2 separate regions of the Homo sapiens genome follow, and region 2 is linked to region 1. Evidence: read pairs that join two places in POLR2A ChIA-PET (ENCODE). Cell type or tissue: Panc1. All regions are shown on one strand. Links, peaks and the distances in the headings refer to the core of each region. The heading gives the core; the rest is flanking DNA. Region 1 overlaps SRBD1 (S1 RNA binding domain 1). Region 2 has its middle 17 kb from the start of SIX3-AS1.

The links. Peaks named below come from ENCODE experiments on the same cell type or tissue, not always from the same donor. Only the 100,000 strongest peaks of a DNase experiment are listed, where the experiment ranks them.
Region 2: POLR2A ChIA-PET joins it to region 1 with 10 read pairs; 2 of 35 experiments call an interaction of 5 or more read pairs at or near these places.

The regions. Positions count from the first base shown.
Region 1 is chr2:45,542,351-45,546,747 of GRCh38, forward strand. It overlaps SRBD1 (S1 RNA binding domain 1), which reads right to left. Exons shown (of 21, transcript NM_018079.5): 14 at 4,382-4,397. Among named protein-coding and RNA genes, the nearest start is that of SRBD1, 67 kb to the right of the region's middle. In Panc1, for the core only: no CTCF peak of the experiment used is centred there; no DNase peak of the experiment used is centred there.
Region 2 is chr2:44,956,898-44,961,294 of GRCh38, forward strand. No RefSeq gene overlaps it. Among named protein-coding and RNA genes, the nearest start is that of SIX3-AS1, 17 kb to the left of the region's middle. In Panc1, for the core only: no CTCF peak of the experiment used is centred there; a DNase peak (open chromatin) is centred at 2,215.

The sequences.
Region 1 (4,397 bases), core at 220-4,219:
AGGGGCATCGCAGGCCCCTGAGAGTGCAGGGATGCCCAGGTCCAGAGCTGTAGCTGGGCAGCTGCAACTGCGCCCAGGAGCATGGGGCTCCTCTGCCCCACTAACCTGGTAGGAGGTGGGGCTCCCATCACCTGTGGAGCATGCAACCCAAGCCACAACTCCCCTGCTGCAGCCAGTGTCTTCCCAGCAGCTGCTCCAGATGGGCTGCCACTGCCACCACTAGAATTCTGATACATTGTTGGTGGGAAAGTAAGATGGTACAACCATCTTGGGAAAAAGCTTGACAGTTTCTTAAGTTAAACATGTACCGTATACCATATACCACACAACACAGACTTTCCACACCTAGCTATTTACCTAAGAGAAATGACAGCATATATCCATACAGACTTGTAAATGAATGCTCATGCTGCTTTATTGGTAGTAGCAAAAAACTAGCAACAACTCGAATATCCATCAACAGGTGATTGAATAAACTAATTGTGATACAGCCAAACAATGAATACTGTTCAGGAATAAAAAGAACCACTGGTTTCTGCAGCAACAAGGATGAAATCTCAAAATAATCATGCTCCATGAAAGAAGCCAATAAAAGATTATACACTGTATGATTTCATTATGTATAAATCTAAAAAACACAAACTAATGTATAACTACAAAAGCAAAATGAGTGCCTACCATATGTCAAAAGATTGAAAACTGCAAACCATTCTAGCATATACTTTAAACAAATGACCCATAAAACTGTAGAATTTTTCACGAACATTTTCAACTTTCATTTTTTCATGAACATTTCAACTTCAACTATCACAATTCAGTATGTGATAACTGAGACTCAGCATGGTTACATTCTGCAACTTAACTCCAGTTTAACTTTTTGCTCCTTTGGTAATTAGAATTTGCACCTTTGGATGACTTGCCCCCTAATATGTGTAAGTATCATGATTCGTAAGGTATTTTAAGGGTAGGGAGAGAAATGAATGAGAGAAAAGACAGATGAATGGGTCAGGTTTCCTGGGGTTTATGAATTAGGATATATATCATGGCATTTGTTAACCTATGGCAGCATGTCAGGGCAAAGAGTGTTGGAAGGAACAGATAAGAGGAAATGTGCTGGTAGATATGGCTGGAAAAGGTTTTTCAGGATGAGTGGCTGACAAGATTATAGATTAACCTATCAGATTATCTGTTCAGAAGGTATTAAAAATGGCTGCCAGAGAAAGACTGGAGATTTCAATTTCAGTGTAACTTCAAAGTGTAAGATGAGAAAACATGGTTTTCTCAAACAGGCACTTTGAATTGGCAAAATGATAATAAAATGAAATTAAACAGCTGATTTTTCTAAAGCACTTGCTATAAATTCCAATTAGATATCTGCATCATTTAAAAACTTCAAAAGCACATATTAGCAAACAAATGCAAAAAGTACATTAAAAGACTAATACAGTGTAAGTAGAGTTAAATCAGAACTGCAAAAATGGTTCAACTGTAGAAAATAGCTACCATAATTAACCACACGGGTAGATTTTAAAACCCAAATAATTATAGCAGAAAGGAGAAAACAGACTATAGGAGAAAGACTACCATCCAAAGCAAGTCTTAAATTGCAACAAAATGGGGCTCTTCTGAAAGAAAATGCCTAATAGAGACTATATTCATAAAAGTGCAAAGAAGGCACCAAAGATCCTGGCTAATACGGTGAAAACCCATCTCTACTAAAAACTATAAAAAAATTAGCCAGGCATGGTGGCGGGCACCTGTAGTCCCAGCTACTCGGGAGGTTGAGGCAGGAGAATGGCATGAACCTGGGAGGTGGAGCTTGCAATGAACCAAGATCGCGCCACTGCACTCCCGCCTGGGTAACAAAGCAAGACTCCGGCTCAAAAAAAAAAAAAAAAAAAAAATTTATATTAATGGGGTCTCCCTAAACTCAAAGATTAGCCCACACTTAACATATTTACTACAAATAGCCTTAAAAATAGGAGATACATAACACATTCCATTTTAAATCTTCACAGTGGTCAATGGTGCTAACAGGTAAGTAACATTTCCAAAGATGAAGATGCTAAAGCTAAAAGAGGATTAAAACTATATGGCTAATCAGAGGCAGTAGGTGGCAGGCCTGAACCTAGGTCGTCTCTATAGCCCACATACTTCACTTCATACCACAGCACCTATGGTGAGGCTCAACTAAAATGGCATCTAATTCATATCCATTAATAAGACTGAACATCTCATGATACCACAATACATAGATTTTACACAAGTACGATAGACATTATTACTATCCAAAGTGGTAGATTTTACTATCATCCCTATTGCATCAAGGTGAAAATAAACTTTATGTAAGTTTATTAATTTGCATAAGAAAATACTGCATCTAATTTCACAGCACTTTTAAAGACATATAATTTATATTTATAATAAAAGTACGTATATAAACAAATACAAACACACTCATAAAAAAACATATTGTTTATTAAACCCTTAGTGTTTTAATTTATGTTATCTCACTTTTAATACTGTTAAAAAACCTGTAAGGTAGGTATTCTTTTCCCCATTTTAAAAATGAAGGAAAGTGAAGCTAAGAAAGGCTAAGTAACTCTTCAAAACCTACATAACTAGTAAATGATTAAAACAAAAGATGAGGCCGGGCGCGGTGGCTCATGCCTGTAATCGCAGCACTTTGGGAGGCTGAGGCAGGCGGATCACGAGGTTAAGAGATCAAGATCATCCTGGCTAACACGGTGAAACTCCATCTCTACTAAAAATACAAAAAATTAGCCGGGTGTGGTGGCGGGTGCCTGCAGTTCCAGCTACTCGGGAGGCTGAGGCAGGAGAGTGGCATGAACCTGGGACACAGAGCTTGCAGTGAGCCAAGATTGTGCCACTGCACTCCAGCCTGGGTGACAGAGCGAGACTCTGTCTCAATTAAAAAAAAAAAAAAAAAAAAAAAAAAAAAAAACAGATGAACCCAGATTTGTCTGACCCCACAGTTCATCCTTTCCTTTCTAATAGTACATACTGCCTAAAGTTCAATAAAGGGATATTCTATAAGCAAATGAAGAAAAAACTGAAGACATCTTCACTACTTAATATTTTTTATGATTTGAAAGTTGTACTTATAACCACTACAAATGTATGCAAGATATTTACATGAAATTAATGTGAACAAGTTAAAAAAAAATCAGAGAAGGTACCTGAAATAAACTGAACCAGCTACATCAGTGCTTGTGTTAGTTTCTCAAAAGGACTGGGTGCACGTTTGCAGTTCCCAGAATAGGGAAGATCCACCGTATTTCCCAGGCCAACTTAAATTACAACCAGAGAAAGAGGGAAAAATTCTGCAGTGGATGTTTCAATCTGTTTCCTTCTTGAATCATGATCCCATGGCACCTATCGGTTTGTTCCTCACCTTCTCTTACTCCCCTTGTTACCCTGAGTTTGTTTTTCTGACTGACTCTGACTACACTCTTGGCACTCTTGACTATAATAACTGCCTGGCCTTTACCTTTTGGCCTACCTACACAAATCCTAGAATTCTTCCTGTGTTAGGTTTTACTTTCTGTTACTTTGTTGATCCTGTCAGTCACCTGCTCATCAGTCAACCATTCTTTTAGTTATTAGTTTTCTCACTAGCAGTGGGAGATAGCTCTTGATCACTTTCTGTTAAATATCAGCCATTATAACTACTCTCTCTCCTAGAATTAAATCCTTTAGGACTTAATATTCTACTATAGTTTGGAAAAGGAAGACATGACTATTGAGATCCAAAGAGGAAGTAGGGAAACAATGGTGAAAGAAAGCAGAACTACTACAAATGCAGGGGCAAGACTAGAGAAATTGGGTCTTTCTAATCCAAAGCTATTCACAAGTTATCTGTATGCCTATATGAAATAAAAGTTTGTGACCAAGGGATAAATGAGGAAAGAATACTGGAAATACTTTTTAATTCATAATACTTACCTTGGCTCTCAGTTCTGAAGGGTAATGATTCATAGGCTTCAAAGCTTTGGGAGAAAAAGGCTAAGTTATTCACAGTCTACTAGCTGCTAGCCTGGTACATCATTCTACTTATTATTCAATAGTTAACTAGAACCCTCACACAATGTATAGCCTAGAAAATCCAATGAAACTGAGCCCTAACGTGCTGCTTCTGTAAGAGGTTTCTGGACTCTGTCCTGCTCTAATCATTCCTGTCTCAAATTTCTCCAAGAGTCAGACACTTTACATTATCCTGCAAAGTTCTCATGAACACCAAGAGGTGGTCTGGAGGGCAAAGAAGATGTACATCTTAAAAAGAGAAGGGAGGATTCATCACAAAAGCAACTTTAAAGTTCCCATGCTTCTCCAAGAAAAGAGATATATGTAATAGCCTTACCAGTAAACAACATCCA
Region 2 (4,397 bases), core at 149-4,148, 590 kb before region 1:
TCACAGGCTCTTTTCCTTTTCTCAGCTACAGTTTTGCTTGCCTGCTTCTCTCTCAGGCAGCATAAATACTAACCATTACTCTCTTCTCTACAGATGCAATCATTCTAAAAGCTTTGGGGTTTTTTGTTTGTTTGGTATGTTTGCTGCCAAAACTATTTGGCAGCCAAACCTGACCTAAACAGTATGAAGCTATTTATAGTCTTTATTTATCCTGCTTGTCATAGATATCAGATGTTTCACTGCAGAAATGCTGATGTGTTGGATTACAGGTACTGCTCTGGACCCCCTTGGGTGGTGTTATGTAATACAGAATATACGGACCATTATAGGTACCTTTCTGAAATCTCCAAAACTATGAATTTCCCAGGGTTTTTGGAAACGGTTTGCGGTCCTTTGGGATTGAGCCTGGATTGTCTTATGATAAAGAGGTTCATGGTGGGAGAGGAAGTCAGGAGAGACTGGGAATTTAAACAACGTAATGAGACAAACCATGATTGGTAGTTTGCAGGAAGAGTAGGTCAAGTTGGCTGTGGGACAGGGTCACAGGGCCAGCCCAGCAAAGCTGCTGGCATCCTGGAGGGCCTCAGGGGCTAGGGTCTTAAATTTCTTTTTTTCCTTTGAGACAGGGCCTCGCTCTGTCACCCAGGCTGCAGTGCAGTTGCATTATCATGGCTCACTGCAGCCTCACCCTTCAGGGCTCAAGCAGTCCTCCCACCTCAGCCTCCTGAGTAGCTGGGACAAAAGGTGCACACCACCATGCCCAGCTAATTTTTGTATTTTTTTAAGAGACAGGGTTTCACTATGTTGCACAAGCTGGTCTCAAACTCCTGGGCTCAAGTAGTCTTCCCACCTTGGCCTTCCAAAGTGCTGGGATTACAGACGTAAGCCACCGCACCCAGCCCTTAGATTTCTACACAAGCTGGAGAAGGTAGATAAGATCCTGGCTCCAGGCATTTTTTTCATGGCCGTTCTCTCCCAGAGTCAGACTCTCCCCTTGATGCCAGAATTCTCCCTTTCTCCAGACCCAGGGAACACCTAACTCCACCTCTCCGGGTCAGTCAGGTAGGGGCAGCCAGATGCTCACCCTATCCCCTGGATGTCCTGGGGGAAAATCCGTCTCTATCATAAAGCCATAGTAAGTGCCTAAAATGTGAAAACTTTACATGAGAAAGACAGCTGCGAAGGAGAAAGAAAGTGAAAATTTATGACTGAATGCTTTCTAGGCATCCAGCCATGTCCTAGGTTCTTACACCAGCTTATTTTTTTTTTCATCCTTGCAGCATCCTGGGAGATCAGTATTTTCATCCTCATTTTTATAGTTGAGGGAATTGAGGGCCTGAGGTTATAGGATTCTTGCTAGTCCTCTTTCTCCCCCTGAAGTCCCCCTGCAATAGGGTAAGAAGTTCTAGTCCAAGCTTTCCTCTCTTCCATCTTCCAGGAAAGCGGAGAGACTGGAGCCCTGGTAGTGTGTGTTGGAGGGGAGAATGTGGGTCCCTTGGAAGGGAGTGGCTGGGGGCCCTGAGCTCTGGGGGATAATCCAGGCCAACCCTGTGGTGCTCCTTTCCCAAAGCTCCATCAGAGACAAATAGAATTGTGACATATCCCCTTGTCCCTCCAGGGAAGGCTGCTCCCTCCTCAGTGGGTGTCACCTCCGTCTGCAGCTGTTTAGCTCTTCCTTCTGTGTCAACACTCCCCCCTTGTCTCTTTGTGAGAACTTCGGTTGTATTGTTGTTATTCTTGTTGTTGTTTTTGAGATGGAGTCTCCCTCTGATGGAGTCTCCTTCCATCACCCAGGCTGGAGTGCAGTGGCTCCATCTCAGCTCACTGCAACCTCTGCCTCCTGGGTTCAAGTGATTCTCCTTCCTCAGCCTCTTCAATAGCTGGGACTACAGGTGCACACCACCACGCCCAGCTTATTTATTTATTTATTTTTATTTTTAGTAGAAACAGGGTTTCAGCATATTGGCCAGGCTGGTCTTGAACTCCTGACCTTAAGTGATCTGCCTGCCTTGGCCTCCCAAAGTGCTGGGATTACAGGCATGAGCCACCGTGCCCGGCCGGCTGTATTGTTTTCTATGTTTATTTAAAACTAAAAACTTGCAATGATGCGAGTTTGGAACTGCATGCCCCAGGAACATCTGGGCTCCTGAGTCACTGGAGAACAGCTTAGAGACAGGGTGGGGACAGTAAGCTAAGCTGGGAAGAGTGACTCAGAGATACCAGAGTCATCATGACCTGTCCAGAAGCAGAGGAAACAGCGACCCTGCAGATGGGCCAGAAGGAGCTGGGATTTTTCAAGTAGCAGGAGAAAGGATGCACCTCAGGTGGTGGGGGAAGTGACAGTGCAGAAAATGGTGCCCTCATGGAGCTATCCTGGCCAGCAGAGAGCCCCAGACCACATTCTGCCTGGCTTTACTGTGATTGCAGTGCATGGCTTATTTCTCCTGCTAGACAGGGTATGGGGCTGTGTTAAATGCACCTTTTGTATTGCCCACAGCACCTAACACAAAGCCAGACTCTGTTGATTGGATGGGTGAGTGAATGAAAAAGTACCATAGGCTTAAAAACCAGGCAGTGCCGGGTGCGGTGGCTCATGCCTGTAATCCCAGCACTTTGGGAGGCCGAGGTGGGCGGATCACGAGGTCAGGAGATGGAGACCATCCTGGCTAAAATGGTGAAACCCTGTCTCTCCTAAAAATACAAAAAAATTAGCCGGGCGTGGTGGCATGTGCCTATAGTCCCAGCTACTTGGGAAGTTGAGGCAGGAGAATCGCTTGAACTCAGGAGTTGGAGGTTGCAGTGAGCCAAGATCGTGCCACTGCACTCCAGCCTGGGCGACAGAGTGAGACTCCATCTCAAAAACAAAACAAAACAAAACAAAAAAACAGGCATTACCAGCCTGCCACAGAATATGCCTAGAGAAATCTACAGGTGACCCTGATGGGGCATGCAGAACCCAGAGCCGTGGAAATCACCTAAAAGGAGGGGACCACCTAAAAGGAGGGGACAGGAGAGCATCTGAGCAGACTGTCTGTTGCCTGGAGCAACAGGAGGACTCTCTGGGGTCAGCTGAAAGGGAAGCAGTCAGGGGACTTGCAAGGGGGGAGTACCACTCGGGCAAGGGCAGGAGAATAACAGGCGGTGCCCTGGAGGAACACTGCATGCTGCTGAGGAAGGAGGGCGGCCTTGGCGATGATGTCACCATGAAGCACTTGGAATTGAGACAGAACATTCTCACTTGGGGTCAGTTTGTACCCTCGTACTGAAAGTTACTCCCTGGTGCTATCTGTACTCATCATATTTTGACACACTTTAGAGTAACCCTTCCATCTCTCCCTGCTTCTTTTTGAATTTAAACATCAAGCATTTGAACACAAGTCTTCATGTCCATTTATCTCAGTGTAAAGAGGAACAACTGGGCTGGGCGTGGTGGCTCATGCCCTCTCTTGGTACTTGATATAGTCAGTTGCCTGACTGCAAACCCAGGCCTACCCTGGGTAGAAAGAAAAGGGAGTTGTGACAGTTGCCAGGAAGATTTCTCTGTGGAAGCAGCTGGTGTTTTTCTGAGTGGAAACTTTGTGGAGGGAACTAGCATTTAATTAAAAAACAGGCTGGGCGCAGTGCCTTACACCTGTAATCCCAGCACTTTGGGAGGCCGAGGCGGGTGGATCACTTGAGGTCAGGAATTCGAGACCAGCCTGGCCAGTATGGCGAAACCCCATCTCCAATAAAAATACAAAAAATTAGCCAGGTTTAGTGGCCGGCACCTGTAATCCCAGCTACTTAGGAGGCTGAGGCAGGAGAATTGCTTGAACCTGGGAGGCGGAGGTTGCAGTGAGCCAAGATCGGGCCACTGCACTATAGCCTGGGCAACAGAGTGAGACTCCATCTCAAAAAAAAAAAAAAAAGGAATAACTGATGGGATCACGTTGACTTTCCCATTCTCTCCTCATAGACATGTGCTCAACAACTGCCTCTAGAGAGGAAGCAGGCCTGGTGGTGGCAGCTGTGGAGTAGGGACACGGTGGCTGGGATGGGGGTGGAGTTAGGGAGTGGGAAGCCGGGGGTCTATCTCCTGCCCATGGGCTTTTCCTATCTAGCCACATGGTAGATGAGCCCGTGCTCCTGGCCAGTTCTGCCCTCCTTGCCTCCATTTCATTTCAGGATTCCTGGCCACTCTCTCTGGTTGCCAGCCCAGCACCAAGCCTCCCAGACATTGATTCTCTGCTGCTCTGTGGCATAGAAGACTACAGTGATGGGCTCTGCAGACTTCACCTTGGAGTCCCCCTTTCATCCCTGCTCATTAGTCTCCTCCTCGGTTGTTTGGTTGAATGTTTCCTAATGCCAAGGGGTAGGGGCAACGTATGATATCTTCACTTTTTTACATCTCAGCATGA